2 separate regions of the Homo sapiens genome follow, and region 2 is linked to region 1. A link is a contact called in ENCODE Hi-C or POLR2A ChIA-PET data. All regions are on one chromosome and are shown on one strand. The core of a region is the stretch at or near the end of the contact, and the rest is flanking DNA. Distances in the headings are between cores, read along the strand shown. Region 1 has its middle 190 kb from the start of RAD51B-AS1. Region 2 overlaps DCAF5 (DDB1 and CUL4 associated factor 5).

Region 1 (6,020 bases), core at 1,356-3,855:
AGACAAGCTGCAGCCTCTCTGATCCTTTGAGAGAATGTACATTAGCATCCCTCCGAGCTTCCCTGAAGCAGAGCTGTCTCCCAGCGACACCGGAGATGAGGGGAGGGGTCTCTTTCTCCACCTGGACTCACTTCCTCCCTTTGTGCATTTGGCTCACCTGGAGGGGTCCCCTGCTACCTTTTGATTAATGGGTCTGCCCTTCCCATCCCCCCGGCCGAATGACCCCAGAGTTAGCTGCAGTTCATCTTGAATCATAAATCAAGTTCTCAAAGACATTGCAGCTTTGTGCTCAAAATCTCACTAGAATTCACATTCTTTGTGAAAGGCATTTGCTTATGAGTAGAATGATGGATTCATCAAGTCTCTCCTTTTAAGAAAAATCTGGATGGTATCTGCTGGTTTCTCCCTGCTCCCTCCAAGAAAAAAACAGCCCTAGTTACTCAATTTCATGTAGTTAGAATTCCCCCAAGGACCTCATACTCAGCTTCCACCCTGGCCATACTAAAGAAGAGCCCCAATCATGTTGCCATTTTACATAGATAGAAATCATTTGCAACTTGCACATTTGTTGTGCTTTCCATATACCCACGATTAGCTCGGATTTTATTTTTTAGCCATTGCTGAAGTGTCACGCGTCAGCTATTTACACTGTATGGGGACAAAACAACCTAATGTATGTCCCAGACCTATTTTATAGAAGCCGAGAGGCAGCCTCTGAGTCTCCGGTTCCCAGAACTCTAGCCCTGGGAGAAAGCATATCCATAAATCTCCCAATGCTTTATGCCAGGTTAGAATTTCTCTTGGGAATTTTGGAGTTTGTATAAGAGTTGCCTCTAAAGGCAATTGATGAACTATAGATGTCAGGCGGGTTTTCATTTTCTGTGTGCTTTTTATTTCATCTAGAACCAACAGTGGCCTTTAGAATTGGATTCTTTTCAGAGACTCTCTCTATAGGTTTCATGTTCAAAGGCTCCAGGTTGGAGGAGCTCGAGGTTCAGCTGAGTGTCAGAAATGACCAATTCTGGCTGGACGCAGTGGCTCATGCCTGTAATCCCAGCACTATGGGAGGCCGAGGGAGGCGGATCAGTTGAGGTCAGGAGTTTGAGACCAGCCTGGCCAACATGGTGAAACCCTGTCTCTACTAAAAATACAAAAAAAAATTATCTGGGCATGGTGGCACATGCCTGTAATCCCAGCTACTCAGGAGACTGAGGCAGGAGAATCCCTTGAACCTGGGAGGCAGAGGTTGTAGTGAGCTGAGGTCACGCCATTGCACTCCAGCCTGGGCGACAGAGTGAGATTCCGTCTCAAAAAAAAAAAAAAAAAAATGACCAATTTCACCAGTACTGCTCTATTAGAAAAAGGGTGGGGGTAGTTCTTCGGTTTTGTGACTATCCTGTGTACTGGAGGACATTTGTACTTGCAGCCTCATCCAGAAAATGCCAGGAGCATTCCCCGAGGCACTCTAACAGTCAGAGGTGTCTGTGGGCAATACTCCAAGCACCCCCGGTTGAAAACACCAACAAGGCTATCTCTGAAAGACGGTGAACTGGGGCAGCACCACTAAGTTTCACCATCAGTGAGGCGTCAGTCTAGATGGGCACTTTCTTTCCACTGTAAGCTGCTTCCTATTCTTGTTGCCTTTGATGATCTTTGTTTGCCTTCAAGTCGGGTTTGTTACATTTGTTTTCATCTCCAATTCCTGCCATATAAAAATGAGGGCAGTGAGAAAGAGAAAGGAAATACTGAAATTTTCCCTCGGACTATAGCCTCCCAAGAAGGGTCGTGTTCTCTGGAATGACTTTTAACTCTTTATCCAGTTAATGATCGGGAAAGTTTACTAGATGTAGGTTCCCAAGCCCAGCAAGCAGAGTATGTGATAAGAGATAGAAACAGGGACAGAAAAAAATGGATCCATCAGGACCCAGACATTGGGGTGCAACCAGTGGGTCTTCTCCAGCTCCACAGCGCATCAGTTCTGACTCGCTTGTAGATTCCTGAGTACTGCTCATCTGCCCTACAAGGCATAGTGGGTTTTCTCTGATTTCTAGAAATGTCAGCATTCTCTGCAAGGTGAACGGCCAGAGTCGGGATCTTCTATTCAGGCAGAGATTATATAACTCCCTGGGCCCTGGAAGAGCATGACTGTCTACCAGGAACCATCCAGAGAGGCTGTCAGATGAATCAGCATCTGTTCATGCCCTGCCTTGCTTCTCCTGGGCATGACTGCCTCACATGCCAACACCCAGGCTTACAGGTCAACTATTCCAACCCTGCATCCTGCCCACCCCACTTGCTGGGGAGTGCTCTCTACAGCTCTCAGTGCATCCTGTTTGTTCAGACCCCTTTGTCTTCCACTGGCGCAACCGAGAGAGGATTCCTCCGAGCCCCTTTGCTTTTGGCTTTGAAATCAGATCCTGGCACACCTGATTATACTCAATAGCTGGAAATGGTAAGGATGTCCGATGGCAGAGAGCTCTTGTTTTAAGTTCTGCATGCCAGGAAGGCAGGGGGCTGGGTCTCCTTCTCAGGGCTAGGCTGGAGGGGCAGGATGCTCTAGCGGAGGAAGCAGTGTTAACTTGAAGGGAAACGCAGTTGAAAAGGAACTCGAAGCACGGGCTGCCAAGCGCGTAGAAGTGGTAACTGACGACACACTGTGGGGCTCAGACCCCTTCCTCTCTGCTCATATGCCCCTAGATGGGAAACATTCAGTTCCTGCTCAAGGGAACCAGGAGAATCAAACCTGTCTGTCCTGCTTTTTCTGTAGAAGTGTCAGCTCTGAGGCCTTGACTAGGTGGAATAAATAGTGACTTACCTCTTAACCACAGTGAAAAACCCATCAAGCATTTGGATATTAAGGGCTGCCCCTGTGTTCTCAAGGGACCCTCAGCCTCAGACACTGCCTCCTTTCAAGCAAAGATGCTGCCCTAACACGCAAGTCCAGTGGCTTTAAGAGTCATTATGAAAATTTCACACAAAAAGGCACAAAGAGCATCCATGTACCGAAACCCAGCTTAAGAAATGAAATGTTACTGATGCAATTAAAGCCGCCTTTGTCCTTTTGGTCCCATCCTTCCATCCTGCCTTCCCCCAGCAGTAACCACTCAGTCATTGACAAACAGTGTGTCAAACATGCACAAACGGTGATGTGTCCATCCCTCTTTGGAATTACTTAACCTTTTTGAACCTCAGTGTATTCATCGGTAAAAGGGGGCTACTGACAGGATGAAGGAAAATGATTTATGACAAATATTTGGCTGTTGTTCCTATAAAAAGGAAAAAGTCACCGGAAAAAATGGGTCAAATGTAAGACCCTTTCCAGCCTGGCCCCAACTTGCCCCGGCAGCCTCCTCTCCTCTTGTAGCCATATTCCCTCCTCTCCTCTCTGCAGCAGTGTTCCCCAGATATGCCACCTGTGTCCATGCCTCTGGGCCAATGTGGATGCTGTGCTTACTTGCCTGTAATGCTGGTCTCCTGTCACCATCTTCCTTTAACACTGGGGTCCACTGTCCCCACCTCTGACAGGGCCCAGATGCAGTGACTCCTTGGTGCTCCCATGGCCTGATACCTCTGTCTGAGCACTTGCCGTATGGCTGTGATGTTCCTGGTATGTCTGCCTGGCTTTTTCACTGAGCTGCTTATGCAGCAAGGCAGGGATGGGGTCTTCTCCATCCAGTGGCCTGGCCTATTGCCTTCTGGCGCATGGCAGGACCATATGCAGTGAATGAATGAATTCCATTAAGAACATTCGTGATTCATAGGAGGAGGTCAAAATATCAACATTAACAGGAGCTTGGAAGAAGCTGATTTCCACCCTCATGAATGACTTCAAGGGTTCAGGTGCATGAGTAAATGACAGTTCCATCAACAGACTACAACTTTCTGCCCTAGTTAACACAGGGCATCTCCATGTCCCCAGTTCTCCCTATGGGCATTTTTCTCTTTGAAATTCCAAATCTTTTCTGTTCTAGAAGCACGAAACTACAAGTTCTCTCTCAACTCTTCAAATGAGGTTGGAACAAACAGAATGGGGGCATGAACTTTTTTCCCCATAACTTCAATAAACAACAGTTTTAGCCTCAGTAGGCTTTATGCAAGCCTTCAACATCTTTTTCTAGGTATCTTGACACTCATGTTCTTTTTCTTCTTGCAGCCTATGGAAATTCCTAGAGACAGATAAATGTGCAAACCTGTTCATCTTGCCAAGAAAAATCCGCTTTTCTGCCACAGAAACAAAATATTGGGAAAGAGTCTTGTGGTGAAACACCCATCGTTCTCTGCTAAAACATTTGGTTGCTACTGTGTAGACTCAGCTTAAGTCATGGAATTCTAGAGGATGTATCTCACAAGTAGGATCAAGAACAAGCCCAACAGTAATCTGCATCATAAGCTGATTTGATACCATGGCACTGACAATGGGCACTGATTTGATACCATGGCACTGACAATGGGCACACAGGGAACAGGAAATGGGAATGAGAGCAAGGGTTGGGTTGTGTTCGTGGAACACATAGGTTTTTTTTTTTTAACTTTCTCTTTCTAAAATATTTCATTTTGATGGAGGTGAAATTTATATAAGATGAAATTAACCATTTTAAAGTAAACAATTCCGTGGCAACTAGATATCATGATGTGCAACCAGCATCTCTGTCTAGTTCCAAATATTTTCATCACCCCAAAAGCAAGACCCATAACCATTATGCAAGTGTTCCTATTTCCCCCTCCTCCCAGCTCCTGGAAACCCACCAATCTACTTTGTTGCTATGGCTTTACCTATTCTGGATATTTCATATAAATGGAATCATATAGTGTCTGTCTTCTTTCACTAGTATGTTTTCAAGTCTCCTCCATGGTGTAGCGTGCATCAGTACTTCATTCTTTTTATGGCTGAATAATATTGCATTGTCAGGATATACTGCATTTTGTTCATTCATTCATCCGTCAGTGGTCATTTGGGCTGGTTCCACCCTTCAACTATTGTGAATATTGTACTGCTATGAACTTGCATACACATGTATTTATTTGAAACCTATTTTCAATTTTTTAAGGTATGTACCTAGGAGTGGATTTACTTGACATATGGTGATTCTATGTTTAACTTTTTGAAGAACTGCAATACTATTCTCCACATGGCTGAATCATTTTGTATTTCCATCAGCAATGTATGAGCACAGGTCAGATTTTTTGGGAGTCACATTTTAAAGTGGCACAAGACCCTTCTAGAGGGCTCTGTTCCATGCACACAAAACTCATAGTCTCCACGTGAAGACACAAATTTTTCACAAACATGCAGGCAGAGAAAGGAGAGAAAGTGGACCCTCAGCAGACAAGTTGAAAGATGGTTCAGAGAAGCAGTGGACTTCACCCATCATCTTGCTGTGCTCTCCATAGCTAAGCAAGGGGCAGACTGGAGATTCCACTGGCTACTTTGTCTTATTTTCACTTCTTTCCAGTTAGTCCCCACTACTCTACCCTTTCCACAGGACTGTAGGGTTACGGTGACTTTCCTACCCCTAGCCAGGTTCCAGTGGTGGGGGACTCTGTGAATATAGGATCTAGTGTTCAGAGCTCCCAGATTTGTGCAGACTGAACTCTACACATGCTACTTGTCAACATCTGTGAGCCAGAAATAGGAGGAACACCTTTAAAAAGAAACCTACAAACACAAAGTTATTCATAGATGCTCTTGAAGGGCAAAGCAGGGCCACCACCAGAGCCCCATGCAATTAGACTCATCAGAGGGAAAGGGCATAACACTGGCTTTTTTCTTAAAACCACCTGGAAGGAGCTGAGACGTATACTAAATGTATATAGAAGTATTATTTGATTGGAAGAAACAAAAAATGCATTGTATTATAATCTGTCTTCCCTTGCCGTCTGGTAGCTTAACTGTCAGCAATTTTGGAGGAAAGCCCTTCCCAGCAGGGGACTGGGAACCCCTGGGCAATGTCTTTCCTATGACACATGGATCTCTATGGTTGAATAAGGGGCTGAAGGAGGAAATAGACAACAGGGGTCAG
Region 2 (5,729 bases), core at 810-3,309, 550 kb after region 1:
TATTTCCACCTAATTCACAGTTCTCTTGGGAGGAAGAGAAAGGAACAGAAGTTAGCCTTAACTATTTAAGGTGAGGTCTTGGAGAGATAAGAGAAAGAATTGACTCTGAGAAATGAAGAGAAAATAAGGTAAGAAAGTTACAAAAAAAGAAAAAAAGAAAAGGAAAGAGATAGGGGTAGGACCCAAATATTGTCACTAACCAGTCTAGGAATAGGCAAGCATGTAGATGTATGTTACCCTATGAAAGCCTATGCCAGTCACCAACAACCACACACTCACCTATTTTAGGAGCATGTTTAAGTACATATGCTGGTGTTAGGGTTATAATACAATCCTTTTTTTAATGGCATTTATGCATTCTAGCAAAGAGGTCTGAAAAGATAATTTCTCCCAAACTAATCTGCATTTTTTTCTTCTTCTTTTTGAGACGGAGTCTCATTCTTTCACCTAGGCTGAGATCTTGGCTCACTGCAACTTCCGCCTCCCAGGTTCAAGTGATTCTTGTGCTTTAGCCTCCTAAGTAGCTGGGATTACAGGCATGCACCACCACGTCCAGCTAATTTTTGTATTTTTAGTAGAGACAGGGTTTCACCTTGTTGCCCAGGCTCGTCTCAAACTCCTGACCTTAAGTGATCCGCCCACCTCGGCCTCCTAAAGTGCTCCAAGTACAGGTGTGAGCCACCACACCTGGCCTCAATCCTGCATTTTTTGACCTCTATTATTATTATACAGTCCCTGACTCACGACACAGTTTTTTGACTTTATGATGGTGTGAAAGTGATATGCATTCAGTAGAAACAGTATTTCAAATTTTGAATTTTGATCTTTTCCCAGGCTAGCCACATGTGCATTAAGATACTTGCTCATAATGCTGGGCTGTGGCAGCAAGTTTTGGCTCCCAGCCAGCTACTGATCACAAGGGTAAACCACCAATACTCTGCAGTGTACTGTGTTGCCAGGTGATTTTGGCCAACTGCAGGCTAAGTGTTCTCAGCACGTTTCAGGTAGGCTAGGCTATGACAATCAGTAGGTTAGATGATGGCTTTTTCGTGTTTTTTTTTTATTATTGTTGTTGTTTTTGAGACAGTCTCACTCTGTTGCCCAGGCTGGAGTGCAGTGGTGCGATCATGGCTCAATGCCGCCTCTACCTTCCCAGGCTCAGGTGATCCTCCCACCTCAGCCTCTCGAACAGCTGGGACTATTGCTGTGCACCACCACTTCTGGCTATTTTTTTTCTATTTTTTGAAGAGATGGGATTTTGCCATATTGCCCAGGCTGGTCTCAAAATCCTGAGCTCAAGCAATCCACCTGCCTTGGCCTTCCAAAGTGCTAGGATTACAGGCGTGAACTACCACGCCTGGCCTAAATGCATTTTTGACTTACAACATTTTTTTTTTTTTTTTTTCCTGAGATGGAGTCTCTGTCTGTCGCCCAGGCTACAGTGTAGCGACACGATCTCGGCTCACTGCAACCTCTGCCTCCCAGGCTCAAGCGATTCTCCTGCCTCAGCCTCCTGAGTAGCTGGGATTACAGGCATGCACCACCACGCCCGGCTAATTTTGTATTTTTAGTAGAGATGGGGCTCCATCATGTTGGCCACGCTGGTCTTGAACTCCTGACCTCGTGATCTGCCTGCCTCGGCCTCCCAAAGTGCTGGGATTACAGGCGTGAGCCACCGCGCCTGGCCGACTTACATTTTCAATTTATGATGGGTTTATCAGACATAAAACCCCATCCTAAGTTGAGGAGCATATGTACTGGGGGATTTTGGTTGGAGAATCTTGATGACCAAGTGTTTCAGAGGCCAGTCCCATGGCACATTGAATGCTAGTTCTGTGGATCCAGGAAGTTAATGGACCCACCTAGCACTTTATTTCTTCCCTTGCAGTCTTCCTAATCCCGTCCCCCAGATGTCTTCCCTCCCAGCTTCCCTAGATAACAAAAACTTCCCTTATGCCTAAGGAGTCTGGGTGAGCCCCTGGATATCTTAGGGGCTTTATTGTCTTTCCCAGCTTTAGTAGGGGAACTAACAAAGGCAGATAGACTTCTAAGCTAGCATTCTGTACTTTGGCTGGAATATTCCACAAGCTCATGGCTTTGGGCCATAAGCCCAAAGGAGTCATTTCCCAACTTCAGTATTTTGAAACATTAGATATCCTGTTTCCTTACAACGTGACCATCTTGCAGATAAGCACTGCTAGATCATCTGCACATTCGAGTAAATCCTGTTGTGAATTGAACAGAGTAACTCCTCTTGCTTATCCAGGCAATGTTAAGTGCAGGGCACAGGGAAGTTTAAGCTTTGCCTCTAAGCCTCCATTCTGAGAAGCATCTTACCACCACTGTTCTAACAATGAAATGCAGTTAGGATTCAGACAGGTTTTCGATCCACGTGCACTATTGCATGTGAGAAGCATCACTGAGAAATTCAAAATTACTTTTAACTATTTGAATTCATGTAATTTAATTCCAATATGAGTGCTCAAGGACAAATTAGCACTCAGATCGGAATATCCCACCTGAGAACCACACAGTTTGTTCAAAACCACTATCCTGCTGCTGCAAGGCTGGGACTCACTGAGCCTTACTTCACCTTGGTGTTTCAATCATGGCATGTTGTCTTGCTTAGGTCATGGGGGAAGGACAGTCTTCCTTTGGAAGCGTCTGTTTTCCTGACAAGCCTTGGTTGGCAAGAATTTTTCAGTTAACTGTAGCAGGCAGCTTTACAGGCAGGAGATACGAGTTTTGCTTTTTTTTTTTTTAGAAAAAAGTTTGCAGTGCATGCCTGGAGCAAGGCAGGAAATGCAATTTGGTATTTGGAAACATCAGAAAATATTTCTTTGGGAGCTGTTTGTAATGTCACTTCACTGCATTGTTCCCTCTGTTCCAACTAATAAAATTATCAGTTCCAGAGTCTCGCTATCTTAAGTCCCTTTAAACCTGTTAAGGAGAACAAATAAATACCTCCTCCTACCCTGCATTTTGTTGTCCAGATGTGACCTTTGTCCCAATACCTAAAAGTGACAATGACCATTGTCATGGATGTGGAACACTGCAGTTTTTCTTCTAGTTTTCAGCATAGCTTTCAATCAAGTTTCCAACTAGGCAAGAATTAAAACAGAAAAGAAATAAAGGAGAGGTGTCTAAGCAACCAAGTCTTCCCTGGAAGAGAAGAGGAAGACGTGAGAAGTGAATAATAGGTTTATTTGCATATACACAAGAGAAGAGTTAACCGTTACTGGGTGAGAAGGAGGTAAGGCTTCAGCAGAGGAAGGCACCTTGACAGACAAACAAGAGACTCTCAGCTTATTAAATCAAGCATAGTCACAAACTTCACTTGCCCCAAGCCAACAACTTAACTCATTTACCTGCTGTCCTAGAGAATCATTAACAAAACCAGCTGGAAAATAGAGAGAAATGATTTTACATATCTGGACCTGCCACTTAAAACTTTATGTACAGAATGCAGGAAAAAAACATAAGAGGCACTTCCAAATAGTTCTTGATCTAATCAGTGCCATCTGTCCTGCTATTAAAAATATCTATTATGGAAGAAATTGGGTATTAAATGTGCCATCAAAGTTGGGGCCTCAATTCTAAAAGAGTTTAGGCAAAGGTACTCTAGAAGTGGTTCCTGCCAGGTTTCCAGACCCACAACCATAGACACAAAATCTCTGGAGATGAGGGTGGAGCAGCTATAAAGCAAGCATTTCTCACCCTGCTCATGTGTGTGTCTTATGGGGCCTATCACCCGGTAAGCTGAGCCTAGGATGCTGGGAAGCCTCTGCCAAGGATGGAAGGCATACTTGCTAAAAATGATCTTTCTTGGCTTCTCAAGTTAACCAGAATAAACTCTGATTTCTCTTTTGAGTACCCAAATGAGATTAAGGCTTTTAACATGAAAAGACCAAGTTCTGCATTTGGGAATTGTAACTACCAAGTAGCTAGTTCCCAAGGGAACTTTAACTACTTCTTTTCAGGAAGATATGTATCCGATTGTCCTTTGAGAAGTCAGAAGAGGCTAAGTACTTATTAAAATAAAATAAATAGAATAGAATAAAATAAAGGACTGGGTGTGCTGACTAAGAAGGGGAAGAGAAACACACACTGAGTGATCGTATTTTTTTTGTATATAAAGGATTAAAAAATTCCAATTTAATACATTTTGGAAAAGCAAATGTAAAATGACTTGGGCTTATAAAACCAGCATTTACAATTATCTGTGAATAGTCAAAGACAAATCATAGAACCAATCTGATTACAAATCCAAAGTAATTCTAATGTTGGTTACAGAATCACTTTCCCACTCCCCCAGTAAAAGTCCAGGTGTTAAGTTGTACACACCCCCATGCTACACACACTCCTTCATCTCCTTCTCAGTGTTTTCATACCCCAGCCGCATTACACACACCAGGCACATCTTCTCTTTCACAGAGCTTATCAGGATGGTATCTCCTTTTGGCTTAAACCAACCACCTTGTGTTTATAAATAACCCCCCCACCCCCAGTGCCTGAATTCATCCACATCTTCTGCCTTCATAGGCAGCCTCCCCTTGGCTCCAGTTCCAGCAGGACAGGCCTTCCTCTGAAAGGAAGCCTGGGGCAGTGAGGCCACACTAGTCAGCGTTCGGCCCTCCCTACACCAATCCCAGCTGGGCTCCTAGTTGTCTAGCACCTTTGCACTCAAGAAAGTTATATTGTTTTTCTCTCTCTTCCTCATTTCTTGCCAGTATTCTGCCTTTTCATAACATTTATGCCAACAAGATATCTGGTCATTCCCAGACCTTCCTGTTTTGCACAACCCTTCATAGATAACCGAGTGACTGCAACGCTGAAAATCTGTTGCTCTTTTCTCTTCTAAACCTGTATCTACCTCAATAAAACTGAGTCTTTTATGGGAACCAGAAGACTTAAGACTAATGGGAACCAGGAGTCATAAGCCAGAGACTCCTCCCCAACACCTTCTGACTCCTAATAGACCTACTCAATAAGAATCTGTTACCTTGAGATGCCTACTGCTCTGCAAAGTCTAGTGAGAACACCACAGCCTCTATCAACTGCAAGTCTGAGGGAAGATGCCAGTCCCACCAATTCTGACCAATGGTTCTGGGTTGAGTTAAATGAATATAGTACCACATTCTGCTCCTCACTAAGCTTCTTCGTTAACACACCTATAACAACTACTTTAGTAGCCTGAGCACAAAGCTCTGGAAAGCTGTCTTTGCCCTTCTTTCACTATGCCTCGATCGATCATGGGAGCCAAGGAAGCACCTGCTGGCCTTGTGAGTGCCTCTTAGGATCTAGCACCTAACTGGTTAAAGTCTGTTATCCATGACTAGCTCTATTTTATGGCCTTCATACAGTACATGTTGCAGCACTGCTCAATTTGCAAACAGTGAAATTTATCAGGAATCTATATTCTCTTGAATCTGATCTTAAGTGCTAAACCTCTCATTAGCATTAAAAATTCTTTTTTATAGTATGTCCACATTAAATGCTCAATAAAGAAGTGTTACTTAGAGAAAACATGGAAGATTTCTTTAAGAAAGGAACCATGCTTTCCTCTCCAGCGCAGCCAATGGGCTGAAGGCCTGTTTCCATTCTCCATTCTTCCAGCATAAATCTACAACTCACTGGCAGCACAACCTGATTTAACAGGCACCCATCATCCAGACCAGAACACCTATGGCATGTAAACAGGGTGAGATGGCAAAAAGTACAAATTCATA

Evidence for each region. Hi-C counts contacts between places; a loop is a spot of excess contacts on that map. ChIA-PET counts read pairs that join two places held with the same protein, here RNA polymerase II (POLR2A).
Region 2: a map with no recorded cell type shows a loop between it and region 1 (11-fold over the local background). The contact joins two enhancer-like sites. A Hi-C loop is called at or near these places in 1 of 37 single-sample maps with no recorded cell type. POLR2A ChIA-PET finds 5 or more read pairs at or near these places in 2 of 52 experiments (BJ and activated CD4-positive, alpha-beta T cell).

What each region holds. Positions count from the first base shown.
Region 1 is chr14:68,492,971-68,498,990 of GRCh38, forward strand. It overlaps a transcript of RAD51B not described here. Among named protein-coding and RNA genes, the nearest start is that of RAD51B-AS1, 190 kb to the right of the region's middle. Within about 2 kb of position 2,606, at least 4 of the 41 ENCODE cell types and tissues checked have a DNase peak (open chromatin) inside an H3K27ac peak, as active enhancers do.
Region 2 is chr14:69,047,737-69,053,465 of GRCh38, forward strand. DCAF5 (DDB1 and CUL4 associated factor 5) reads right to left here. Exons shown (of 9, transcript NM_003861.3): 9 at 3,145-5,729. Among named protein-coding and RNA genes, the nearest start is that of ACTN1-DT, 71 kb to the left of the region's middle. RefSeq lists an enhancer at 1,077-1,577. Within about 2 kb of position 2,060, at least 13 of the 41 ENCODE cell types and tissues checked have a DNase peak (open chromatin) inside an H3K27ac peak, as active enhancers do.